Regions from separate parts of the Homo sapiens genome. Here region 1 is linked to region 2. Evidence: read pairs that join two places in POLR2A ChIA-PET (ENCODE). Cell type or tissue: CD4-positive, alpha-beta T cell. All regions are shown on one strand. Links, peaks and the distances in the headings refer to the core of each region. The heading gives the core; the rest is flanking DNA. Region 1 holds the start of HARS1 (histidyl-tRNA synthetase 1). Region 2 holds the start of EIF4EBP3 (eukaryotic translation initiation factor 4E binding protein 3).

What was found. Peaks named below come from ENCODE experiments on the same cell type or tissue, not always from the same donor. Only the 100,000 strongest peaks of a DNase experiment are listed, where the experiment ranks them.
Region 1: POLR2A ChIA-PET joins it to region 2 with 11 read pairs; 22 of 35 experiments call an interaction of 5 or more read pairs at or near these places.

Annotation. Positions count from the first base shown.
Region 1 is chr5:140,688,796-140,694,163 of GRCh38, reverse strand. It overlaps HARS1 (histidyl-tRNA synthetase 1), which reads left to right and starts at 2,794. Exons shown (of 13, transcript NM_002109.6): 1 at 2,794-2,949; 2 at 3,220-3,309. The coding sequence starts at 2,860. It overlaps HARS2 (histidyl-tRNA synthetase 2, mitochondrial), which reads right to left and starts at 2,709. Exons shown (of 13, transcript NM_012208.4): 1 at 2,408-2,709; 2 at 499-573; 3 at 110-229. The coding sequence starts at 2,515. RefSeq lists enhancers at 2,458-2,527, 2,608-2,697, 2,858-3,087 and promoters at 2,359-2,675, 2,740-2,766, 2,738-2,859, 2,409-2,859. In CD4-positive, alpha-beta T cell, for the core only: no CTCF peak of the experiment used is centred there; a DNase peak (open chromatin) is centred at 2,763; H3K4me3 peaks cover 1,785 bases; H3K27ac peaks cover 2,155 bases.
Region 2 is chr5:140,544,861-140,550,195 of GRCh38, reverse strand. It overlaps ANKHD1-EIF4EBP3 (ANKHD1-EIF4EBP3 readthrough), which reads right to left. Exons shown (of 36, transcript NM_020690.6): 35 at 1,120-1,290; 36 at 620-962. The coding sequence ends at 959. It overlaps EIF4EBP3 (eukaryotic translation initiation factor 4E binding protein 3), which reads right to left and starts at 2,534. Exons shown (of 3, transcript NM_003732.3): 1 at 2,356-2,534; 2 at 1,120-1,290; 3 at 620-962. The coding sequence starts at 2,458. The coding sequence ends at 934. SRA1 (steroid receptor RNA activator 1) reads left to right here. Exons shown (of 5, transcript NM_001035235.4): 5 at 1-128. RefSeq lists enhancers at 1,464-2,171, 2,322-2,411, 2,172-2,878, 2,879-3,587. In CD4-positive, alpha-beta T cell, for the core only: CTCF peaks have their summits at 2,223 and 2,424; DNase peaks (open chromatin) are centred at 745, 2,145, 2,545 and 3,255; H3K4me3 peaks cover 1,481 bases; H3K27ac peaks cover 3,405 bases.

The sequences.
Region 1 (5,368 bases), core at 85-5,084, 140 kb before region 2:
AGCCACAGTTGAAAGCATGACTCCAAAACACAGATGAGAAGCCCTTTGGGACACTGAACGCCATTGAAGAAGTGAGTGAGGTTGCACGTACTCTTTCTTCTCCCCTTACCTTCAGCTCAAATGCTGGGGTGTCCATCCCCTTTGCTCCATGACGTTTAAAGCAGCTGATAACCAAATCAAGAATTTTCTCCCTCACAACCATATGCTGAGGACTAAGATCCCTGGTACCCTGGAAACCAAAAGCAGCCATAGTGAAAACAAAAACAAAAAATAAGTCCATTTCAGACAAGGAGTTAAACTACACTTATTATGTAATCTCAGGTCTGGAGCTGAAATCTACTGAGTTCAAATGACTCTGAGCCGCACCTAGTATCTCAAGAATAGTATATATTTTTAAAATTTACTGTAAAGAACATTAAAAGGGGTCAGAGAGACATGCAAGGCAGAGGTCAGTCCTCCAAGGCACTCTAATGGGATAGGGTAGGCAAAAAGTATTACCTTTGGGGTCTTGATAATAAAATTTGGTTTCTCTTGATGTGCTTTCAGTTGGGATGTTAACACTGCCTCTGCAACCTGGCAGAAGAATGAATGTGAGATGTGGCTTCTCTGGACACTGGCCAGACCTGTGGCATCTCTGACCCTGTTGACCACCAACCTGCAAAGACTCTTCACCCTGAGCAACAGGAAGCCAAAGCACCATTTCATCTATCCCAATCTCAGTCCCACCCCAAAGAATCTATGTTGTATTTACAATTACACGTGTAATATATATGAGGTCAGGTCTTCACCACACAAGCTTCCTCACTGTATATGGATTTTTTTTTTTTTTTTTGAGACAGAGTCTCGGTCTGTTGCCCAGGCTGGAGTACAGTGGCACAATCACGGCTCACTGCAATCTCTGCCTCCTGGTTCAAGCAATTCTCCTGCCTTAGCCTCCCGAGTAGCTGGGACTACAGGCGCGCCACCACCACGCCCAGCTAATTTTTGTATTTTTAGTAGAGATGGGGTTTCACCATGTTGGCCAGGCTGCTCTTGAACTCCTGACCTCGTGATCCAACCGCTTCAGCCTCCCAAAGTGCTGGGATTACAGACATGAGCCACCGAGCTCAGCCGCATTTTTAATATTCTCAAATACTTTAAGAATCTGAGAATAATGAAGGCACTGAACAACCCACCACTACCAACACCAACCATTCAGGGGTAGGGATTATGGTGATCTTCTCCAGGTCACCGTTCCTACTGAAAGAGCAAAAATAATTTTTTTTTTTTTTTCAGATAGAGTCTTACTCTGTCGCCCAGGCTGGAGTGCAGTGGCACGATCTCAGCTCCTGCAACCTCCGCCTCCCGGGTTCAAGCGATTCTCCTGTCTCTGCCTCCCGAGTAGCTGGGATTACAGGCACATGCCACCACGCCCGGCTAATTTTTGTATTTTTAGTAGATACGGGGTTTCGCCATACAGGTCAGGCTGGTCTCAAACTCCTGACCTCAGGTGATCCACCCCCCTTGGCCTCCCAAAGTGATGGGATTACAGGCATGAGCCACTGTGCCCGGACAAAAAAATAATAATTTTTAATAAGGTAGCACTGGTTATCAGGTTTAGAGAGAGGAAAACTGTAACTTGAAGACAAGGGAACCAGCTCAAGGACACAGAACAAGCCTGTGGAATGATAAGATATGGATTTCTTGAATGAGCTAAAAAACTCAGACTGATAAGATGCTGTGATTGAATATCAATAAAAGATCTGTGCCCTATTGTTCACGATAGCACAAAGCATCTGCTAAGAGAGCATTAGAATCTTTCCGAAGTAAGGCAAAACTTAATCAGTGACATTACCAGCACGCTGTATGCCCTTCCAAAAATAGAGGATGTGGTGGTTCCATACTATGGCGATTATCTGCCCTAAGAGAAGTCCAAGTTCAAGTACACAATCCCTTATCTGCAATTCCAAAATCCAAAACTCTCTGACATCTGAAAATGTTTTTCTGAGATTCATTTTGAGGTAAATTCTAAGATGAACTCAGTCTACTTCTGATCTTTAGTCATCTCATTTACTAGGAATATTCATATATTTCGCTTAAAAATGTTACTGTTTGAGTCCAAGAGTTTCAGGAAAAAGTGTGGATATGAATTAAAATACTCCCTTACTACATATCCGTGTATAAGTCATTCATTTAATCTTGCAGCCTCCGTTTCCTCAACTGCAGAATGGAAATCAAAACTCCAACCTCTCAAGATTGCTCCAAGGATTAAATGACCAGGCATCCAAATCGCTTAGTTCAGTGTCAGTACATAGTGGGCACTCGATAAAAACCGATTGTAACACTACTGGAATACAGGCCGCGAGGCTATGCGTTCAGATCTGGAGACCCTGCTGGGACAGACCAGAGATAATTCTGTCTCGCTCACCTGGCTTTGGCAACGGACCGCCCCGGTGCACGAAGCGCAGGGCGGTCGCAGGAGCTGGCTGAGCAGCGAAGCCCAGGCCCTCCTGGGAAGAAGTCCGAGCAGGGGCATCGCGCGGCAGGACGCCGGCTTTCCGGGACAGGAACAAAAGGCCTGGGAAGGAGGCGGGTCAGACACCAGGAAGGGTGGAGGGCACTGCAAAGGCGGAACCCGCGCACCAGGGAAAACTCGGGCGTTTGCGCACCTCACTAGTCACGAAGGCTGAGGTGGGATCCTCCCAAGTTCCCTTAGTAGCCAGCTTCGGCACTTCCGGGAGGAGCCGGAAATAATTTTTGTGCTCGGCGGAGGCTCTCTAGGCGTGCGACCCAGCGACTCGATAGCCGGAAGTCATCCTTGCTGAGGCTGGGGCAACCACCGCAGGTCGAGACAGCAGGCGGCTCAAGTGGACAGCCGGGATGGCAGAGCGTGCGGCGCTGGAGGAGCTGGTGAAACTTCAGGGAGAGCGCGTGCGAGGCCTCAAGCAGCAGAAGGCCAGCGCCGAGCTGGTGAGATTTAGGCAGCAGGGGAGAGGGCCAAGGCAAAGCCTGGGAGGACGTAAAGCCAGGGTGTTCGGGACATAGGGTAGAGATGTGAGGGAAGCGACCAGTCTTGTAGGGAGGAGAGTGGGCTGCGTGGGGAGACATCCGGGGTGGGTCCCGAGAGAAACAAAGCTAGGCCTGAGCAGAGAGATGTGATGAGGGAGGAATATTGAATGAATGGCGGGGGAGGGAGGAGAGTGACAGATGGATAGCTCAGCGCCTTCTTTCCCTCCACAGATCGAGGAGGAGGTGGCGAAACTCCTGAAACTGAAGGCACAGCTGGGTCCTGATGAAAGCAAACAGAAATTTGTGCTCAAAACCCCCAAGGTAATATCATTCCTGTAGGGAGCCACTGAGAAAGTCTCTAACTCTACTCACGGGGCGCTTATGTCTGCCTCCCTAAACCAGGTCATTGAGGAGGATCTGAAATGCTGCAGAGGAGAGGACAGTCGCTCTGGGCGCTGGGCTGGACTGGACTCTACCTGAGTCATTCTGGGATGGCAAAGTGATGGCAGAAACTAGGCCAGCTGGGTGATCAGGGGAGTCAGCCTGCTGCTGCTACTCCTTCGTTCATTCAATAAATGTGTATTTAGCGCTATGTCTCTAGCACTATACAAAGCACTGAATATATACCATGGTGGACAATATAGCCTACCCTCATGGAGCTTACATTCTACTGAAGGAGAGAGACTTAGAACAAATAATCCCACACAGATTTTTTTGTTTTTTTTTTAAACAGAGTATCCTCTGTTGCACAGGCTGGAGTGCAGTGGCACATCTTGGCTCACTGCAGCCGCTGCCTCCTGGGTTCAAGCGATTCTCCTGCTTCAGCCTCCTGAGTAGCTGGGACTACAGGTGCCCACCACCATGCCCAGCTAATTTTTGTATTTTTAGTAGAGACGGGGTTTCACCATATTGGCCAGGATGGTCTTGAACTTCTGACCTCAAGTGATCTGCCCGCCTCAGTCTCCCAAAGTGCTGGGATTACAGACGTGTGCCACCGCACCCGGCCACCACATGTGGTTATGTAATTACATATTGTGAAAAATGATATAAAGAAATTAAGGTTGCTCTGAGAAAAATAAGGGAGAACTGGGGAGTCTGAGAAAGGCTAACTGAGGAAGTGATATACTAACTGATCTAATGAATGAGTAGGAGATAGCCAGAGGACAAGTGTGACAAAGATAGGTCCAGGTAGAGTATGGAAACCCTAAAGTGGGAAAGAACTTTGGTAGTTTTGAGGAACTAGAGGATGATCTACATGGCTAGAACTAAGTTAAGGAGAGTAGAGTGGAATGAGGTTGGAGATTCTGAGCTCATCCTCCAGTTCAGTTCCACTTTCTGTAAGTTCTATAAACAGAACTGTTTACCCCTTCATCTAGGTGCTCTTGGCACTTCATACATATTTGTTATTACACCAACTTTAAGTAGTTATTTATGTCGTTTATTTACCCTGAGACTGAGACTAGATGCCTAAATAGGTATAGTCAGCCCTCCATATCCCAAGGTCCCACATTCACAGATTCAACCAACTGTGGATCAAAACCATTCAGGGGAAAAGAAACGATTAAGAAAAAAAATCTGGCTGAGTGTGGTGGCTTACACCTGTAATCCCAGCACTTTGGGAGGCCACAAGGGGAGGATCATTTGAGCCCAGGAGCTTGAGACCAGCCTGAGCAACATAGTGAGTCCCTATCTCTAAAAACAAACAAACAAATAAAAACCTTTTGAAATCTAACAATAAAAATTTCAAATAAAAAATATAGTATAGCAACTATTTACATAGCCTTTACATTGTCTAAGGCATTATAAACACTCTAGAGACTATTTAAAGTATATAGGAGGATGTGCATATAATTTTATGTCAAGGGCTTGAGCATCCATGGATTTTTGGTATTCACATGGGGCCCAGAACAAATCTCCTGTGGATACTGAGGGATGATTCTATTTAATACATGTATTTGAAATTGAATTCCAAAGGAGAGGGGAGATGGTCTGTTTTCCTTGTGTTAAGGTTAATTCTTTGGGATCCTAAATTCATTGAGCTGTTTCTTTCTACATATAACTAATTTTTGAAGGTTAAAGAGACAGTGTAAAATCCCAAAGTGGTGATCATCAATGATTTTTCAAACTATTAGATGAAAAGCTTACTGTGGAATTTATGATGGATCAGTCTGTCCTCACTAGTGATCAGTTTTAACATCACTAAAAGTAGGACAACTAGACATTATGTTCCTGCTGATGTGATGCAAGAAGAAGTACACAGCACCACCTGGGAAGTATTCTTGCCAAGTAAATTGAACTTGAATCTAATCAGATCTTTGGACTAACTATCAGTTTACAGGAAATACTAGAGATGGAGGAACATGTTAGATGGCACATCAAG
Region 2 (5,335 bases), core at 1-5,000:
GAGATACTACTGTTACAGAGATTAGAACCACATTGAGTGGGGTTTTCTGTGTAAATCGAAGGAGAAAAAGACCAGATTACTGAGATTGGGGATTGTAACTCTGACTTGCCAAACAAACTGCTGCCTCATTTTGGGTTTCAGTGTGAACTCTAAGGTCTCTTGTAACCCTTTGAGAGAGGTACTTGGTGGACTATCATGCTGTGAGAAGGGTACAAGGTTTTTGGTGTTGGAATAGAGGAACTGGTGCTTAGAGGTGGGAAGCAGAAAAGGCACAGGGAGAGACAGGATGGCTATAGGCTGGGACAGCACCTCTTTTCCAAGAGTCCTGCTTTGGAATGGATAGGGGAGGGGCTGCTGGGGGGCCCTGGTTCCAGGAAGGCTGCTTCCTGGGAAGACAGGAACAGCCCTTGGCAGTGGCCAAGCTATTGCTGTTTATGGTTTGGAGGCTCATGTAACCTGCCACTGTAGCGTGCCTCAGGTTCTAATTGCTGCTGGAAGTGGGCCTGGTGGGAGCTGGGAATGATCTGAGGCCTCTGAGCTTAACCAGGCCTGCCAGGGCCTTCAGCTGTGTGGCTGAGATGAGAAAATCAGCATTGAGGAGAACACTGGAGCCAAGGCATTTCTTTGAATGTTTACTAAGCAGTCAGAAGGTGACTTACTCCATTCCCCAGTTCCAGCCCCTGAGCATAGAGGGTTTAGGGTTAGGAGGAGTACCACAGACTGAAGAGGAAGTAGAGTTAAGGGCTTGGCAAGTTGCCCACTCCTATCCCTGGTCTAGCTGCCTCAGAACTAAAGGAGGCCTGGAACTAACAAGTCACTCCCTTCCAGATTAGATGAGGCCAGCTGGCCTTTGGATGCCCCAGGAAGAGGTGGTGGCAGCAGTGGCATGAGGGATCCCTCTGTAACTCCACATGCCAGGTCATCTGCACTGGATTAGATGTCCATTTCAAATTGTGCGTCATCTGGAGAGAGAAAAGGCAGGAAGACAGGTTGCTGGTCTGAGGATCTGCAGGCTCAGCATCAGTGCAGAAACCCCTCTTGGAACTGAACCCCCGCACTGTGTCACAGTGGCATTTGAACTCAAAGGCTGGGACAATTCTTAATTCCTGCTTTCCTTACCGGGTATCTCTTCCTCTGTCTCCTGCTCCTTCAGCTCCTCCAGCTTGGAGAGAGGGGCTGTTGGAGGAGTTGTGACCCCGGGAATCTGAGGGAGGCAGCAGGGGGGTGTCCGGGCAATGGGTGAGTTCTTGCACTCCAGCAGGAACTTTCGGTCGTAGATGATCCTGGTGCCTGTCAAGGGGTTGGGACTGAGGTAAGAGTCAGGAGCTTGGGTACCGAGGTGACTGGGGTCCCAGACTCAGGCCTTTTGGGGCCTGGAGGTGAGGGTGGTGTCAAATTTCCCTGTGTATCAAAGGACATCGGCTCTGAAGCCCAGCTAGGTTCTCAGCAGACAAGCCTTCATAGTGCTTAAAATCTTCCAGACCTAACCAAGATGTGGGTATAAAGCAAGGGGGGCATCCCAGCTGGTATAGGCAGGGGCTTTATGTTTGGGAGAGCTTCAGATCTTGGCTCTAAGAGGAACACCAAACTTTGAGTTCAGGTACTTCATGCTGCTCCTCTACCACTCTGAAACCTCTGCTTTGGTCTCACCAGTGAAGGTGAGACCTAGACTAACAGCCTCAGGTGGTTCAAGAAGTGAAATAGCAGTTGTGAAGGGTTCCACCCAGTGCTGTTACCTGGGCTATCTCCTGCAGGGAGGAGAAACGTACTGTTCTAATCCTGACCCCTCCCAGGTCCTATAAGGTTCACACTAGCTCAGAGGAACTTGGCCCGCATAATGTCCTCAAAGGGTCCTGCCCTGTTCCTCCCCTCCGCTTCCGCGTGGCAGGAATCCCTGGGTCGGGAGCCCAGCAGCTCGTGATCCCAGGCTGCTCGCCCAACCAAACAGACGCCAGCCAGCAGCACAAAAACGGAGCAACTGCCCCAACTGTTCTAACTACTCCACTTCTCAAGACCCGGTGCTTCCGGCTGAGGTCACGCTCAGTAGGGGGCCCTGGCCCCTATTCCTAGGAAGCAAAGTCGCGAGGGGTAAGGAGCGTGTGTAAGGCTCCAAGAACCCAGGCCACAGTGAAGGATTACAGCCCAAACACCCGGAAGCTAGGCTCATGGCCTTGTTGCATCACTTAGAAGTTTTTGGGAACTGAGCTTCCGCTCCAAACATTCTCCCCCAAAGCTACAACCTGTAGAGGGGCCTGCGGACAAGTCTTAGGTCTGTCCCTCCCCTACCCCCGCCCCGCAACAACACGCACGCGCTAATATGTCCGCAGCCTGCGGACCCCTGCCCGGCCCGCTGACCTCCGGGGGTAGTGGCGTATAGCGTGCCCCCCGGCGTGGTGCTGTAGCAGTCGGGCAGCTGGTCCCGGCCCCCGGGAATCGGGCAGCTAGTGGACGTTGACATAGCGAGCGGGAGGAGCAGCAAAGTAACCGCCTGGCGTTGAGGTCGAGGAGCGCAGCTCTGAGTCTGAGGCGGACTCAGCCGACCACGTGCAGCTGCTGGCAACAACACTAGAACAACGTCACGCCCAGGGCGGGCCACCGGCCGTCACTCAACCCGACGGTCCCGCCCTATCTGCTAGGAAGCCAGCCCGGTTCAGAGAAAGCTGGAAATGCGTCCAAAGTCCCAGGCCCCACACCAGCTTCCAGTTCCTGCTGGCCCAGCGCTGGCCAACCTGCCTGAGTGCTGCAGCAGCTCAGCTATTTACTGTTTATAGCCGGGAGCTGGGGGCAGGTGAAGTAGGGCAAGCGTTTTTATCCTGTATTAGTTCACCCATTCCTTGCCAACTTTTGGATAGTAAAGCACTATGATTAGCCAAAGTCACACATCTTGCAGGAAGGGAAGCTGGGATTCAAATCTGACTGCATCTGATTCCAGGACTGTGCCCTTAAGCCCAGCTGTGTACTGCCTCCCATAAACAGTAACAGTACAAGGCCGGGTGCGGTGGCTCACGGCCTGTAATCCCAGCACTTTGGGAGGCTAAGGCGGGTGGATAGCTTGAGCCCAGGAGTCTGAGACCAGCCTGGGCAACATGGTGAAACCTAGACTCTACTAAAAATACAAAAATTAGCCGGGTGCGGCAGCATGCGCCTGTAGACCCAGCTACTCGGGAAGCTGAGGTGGAAGGATAGGTTGAACCCAGGAGGCGGAGGTTGCAGTGAGCGGAGATTGCACCACTGCACTCCAGCCTGGGTGACACATGCCTTGATGGCCTGGAGCACAGCAGGAAGGGGAAGGTCAGTGAGGGCTGGTCATCTTTCTGAAGAAGTGGTACCTGGACTAATAAAAGGATGAGTCAAGTTTGGGGGCTACAGCTGAGGCATCACCAGTCAGAAGGCCTGCCCTTTGATCTCTTTGCCAGTTAACTAAGGAGGGGCAGGGGGCTAGTGAGGAGGGCTTGGTCTTTAGAAGGAAAGAAAGGTCAGAGAGTTTGGCCTTGGAGTTTTTTTTTTGTTTTTTTTTTTTATGTAGACACAGTGATATGACAGGCTGGAGCAAGGTGGTGGGATTGGTGAAGATGTATATATGCTGGAAATCTTGAATTCATCAGGCTGTCCTGTTTGGCTTCCTCAAAATCAATACTGCCTCCACTGTCCCTTCCCCTCACCAAAAATTAAGTATAGACCACCTGACTGCATCCATTTATCAATATTAACTCAGCTCTGGCTTCATCAGATTTCTCCTTAGGTCTGATTTCTTCACTCATTTAAAAAAAGATTGCTTCTCAAACTATTTATTTTCTGAGATAGGGTTTTGCTCTGCTGCCTAGGCTGGAATGCAGTGGTGTAATCTCAGCTCAATGCAAACTCTGCCTCCTGGGTTCAGGCCATCCTCCCACCTCAGCCTCCTGAGTAGCTGGGACCACAGGTGCCCACCACCACACCGGGCTAATTTTTGGATTTTTTATAGAGACAAGGTTTCACCATGTTGCCCAGGCTGGTCTCGAATTCCTGAGCTCAAGTAACCTATCTGCCTCGGCCTCCCAAAGTGCTGGTGTGAGCCACCACACCTGGCCAGCTTCTCAAACTTTAATGTGCATATAAATCATCTGGAGATATTGTTAAAATGATAATTCTGATACAGTATTGGTCTGGGTGAGATTTTGGATTTTTTTTTTTTTTTGACACAGGGTCTCACTGTCACCCAAGCTGGAGTGTAGTGGTACAATCATGGCTCACTGCAGCCTCAACCTCCTGGGCTCAGGTGACCCTCCCACTTCAGTGTCCTCAATAGCTGGGACCACAGGTGCATGCCACTGTACCTGGCTAATTTTTAAATTTTTTGTAAAGGCGGGGTCTCACTATGTTGCCCAGGCTGGTCTCAAACTTGTGGGCCCAAGCGATCCTCCCAAACAGGCATCCTCCGAAACAAGAATTACAGGCATGAGCCACCGTGCCCAGCCAGTTGTGGATTTTTTTTTTTTTTTTTTGAGATGGAGTTTCGCTCTTGCCGCCCAAATGGCATGATCTTGGCTCACCGCAACCTCCGATTCCCGGGTTTAAGCGATTCTCCTGCCTCAGCCTCCTGAGTAGTTGGGATTACAGGCATGTACCACCACACCCAGCTAATTTTGTAATTTTAGTAGAAACAGAGTTTCTCCATGTTGGTCAGGCTGGTCTTGAACTCCCGACCTCAGGTGATCAGCCTGCCTCGGCCTCCCAAAGTGCTACGATTACAGGCATAAGCCACCACACCTGGCTGGTTTTTTTTTTTTTTTAAGATGGAGTCTTGCTCTGTCACCCAGGCTAGAGTTCAGTGGCATGATCTCAGCTCACTGCAACCTCTGCCTCCTGGGTTCAAGCGATTCTCCTGCCTCAGCCTCCTGAGTAGCTGGAATTACAGGAACCCACCACCGCACCGGGCTAATTTTTTGTATTTTTAGCAGACATCAGGTTTCACTATCTTGGCCAAGCTGGTCTCGAACTCCTGATCTCCAGTGATCTGCCTGGCTTGGCCTCCCAAAGTGCTGGAGTTACAGGCATGAGCCACCGGGCCTGACTGCAACTGTGAGTTTTTAATACAGTAATGCAAACGCTTCAGGGCCTCAGAAACACACTTCAGGTATCAAGGGTATGTATATTTTATTGTCCCGAAAAGGATTTTGAGTATCTTACAAAATGGTGCATGCCAAAATGAAGTGTCTTAGCAGTGCTGGAGGGTAAAGCTTGGGAACAGATTGTAGTGAATCATTTATGATAACTAACCTTTTATGCAACGTGAGGAAGTGTCTGACAGGGGGAATGGGAGAATAGGGTGGAGGATGGTGAGATTTGAGGGTAG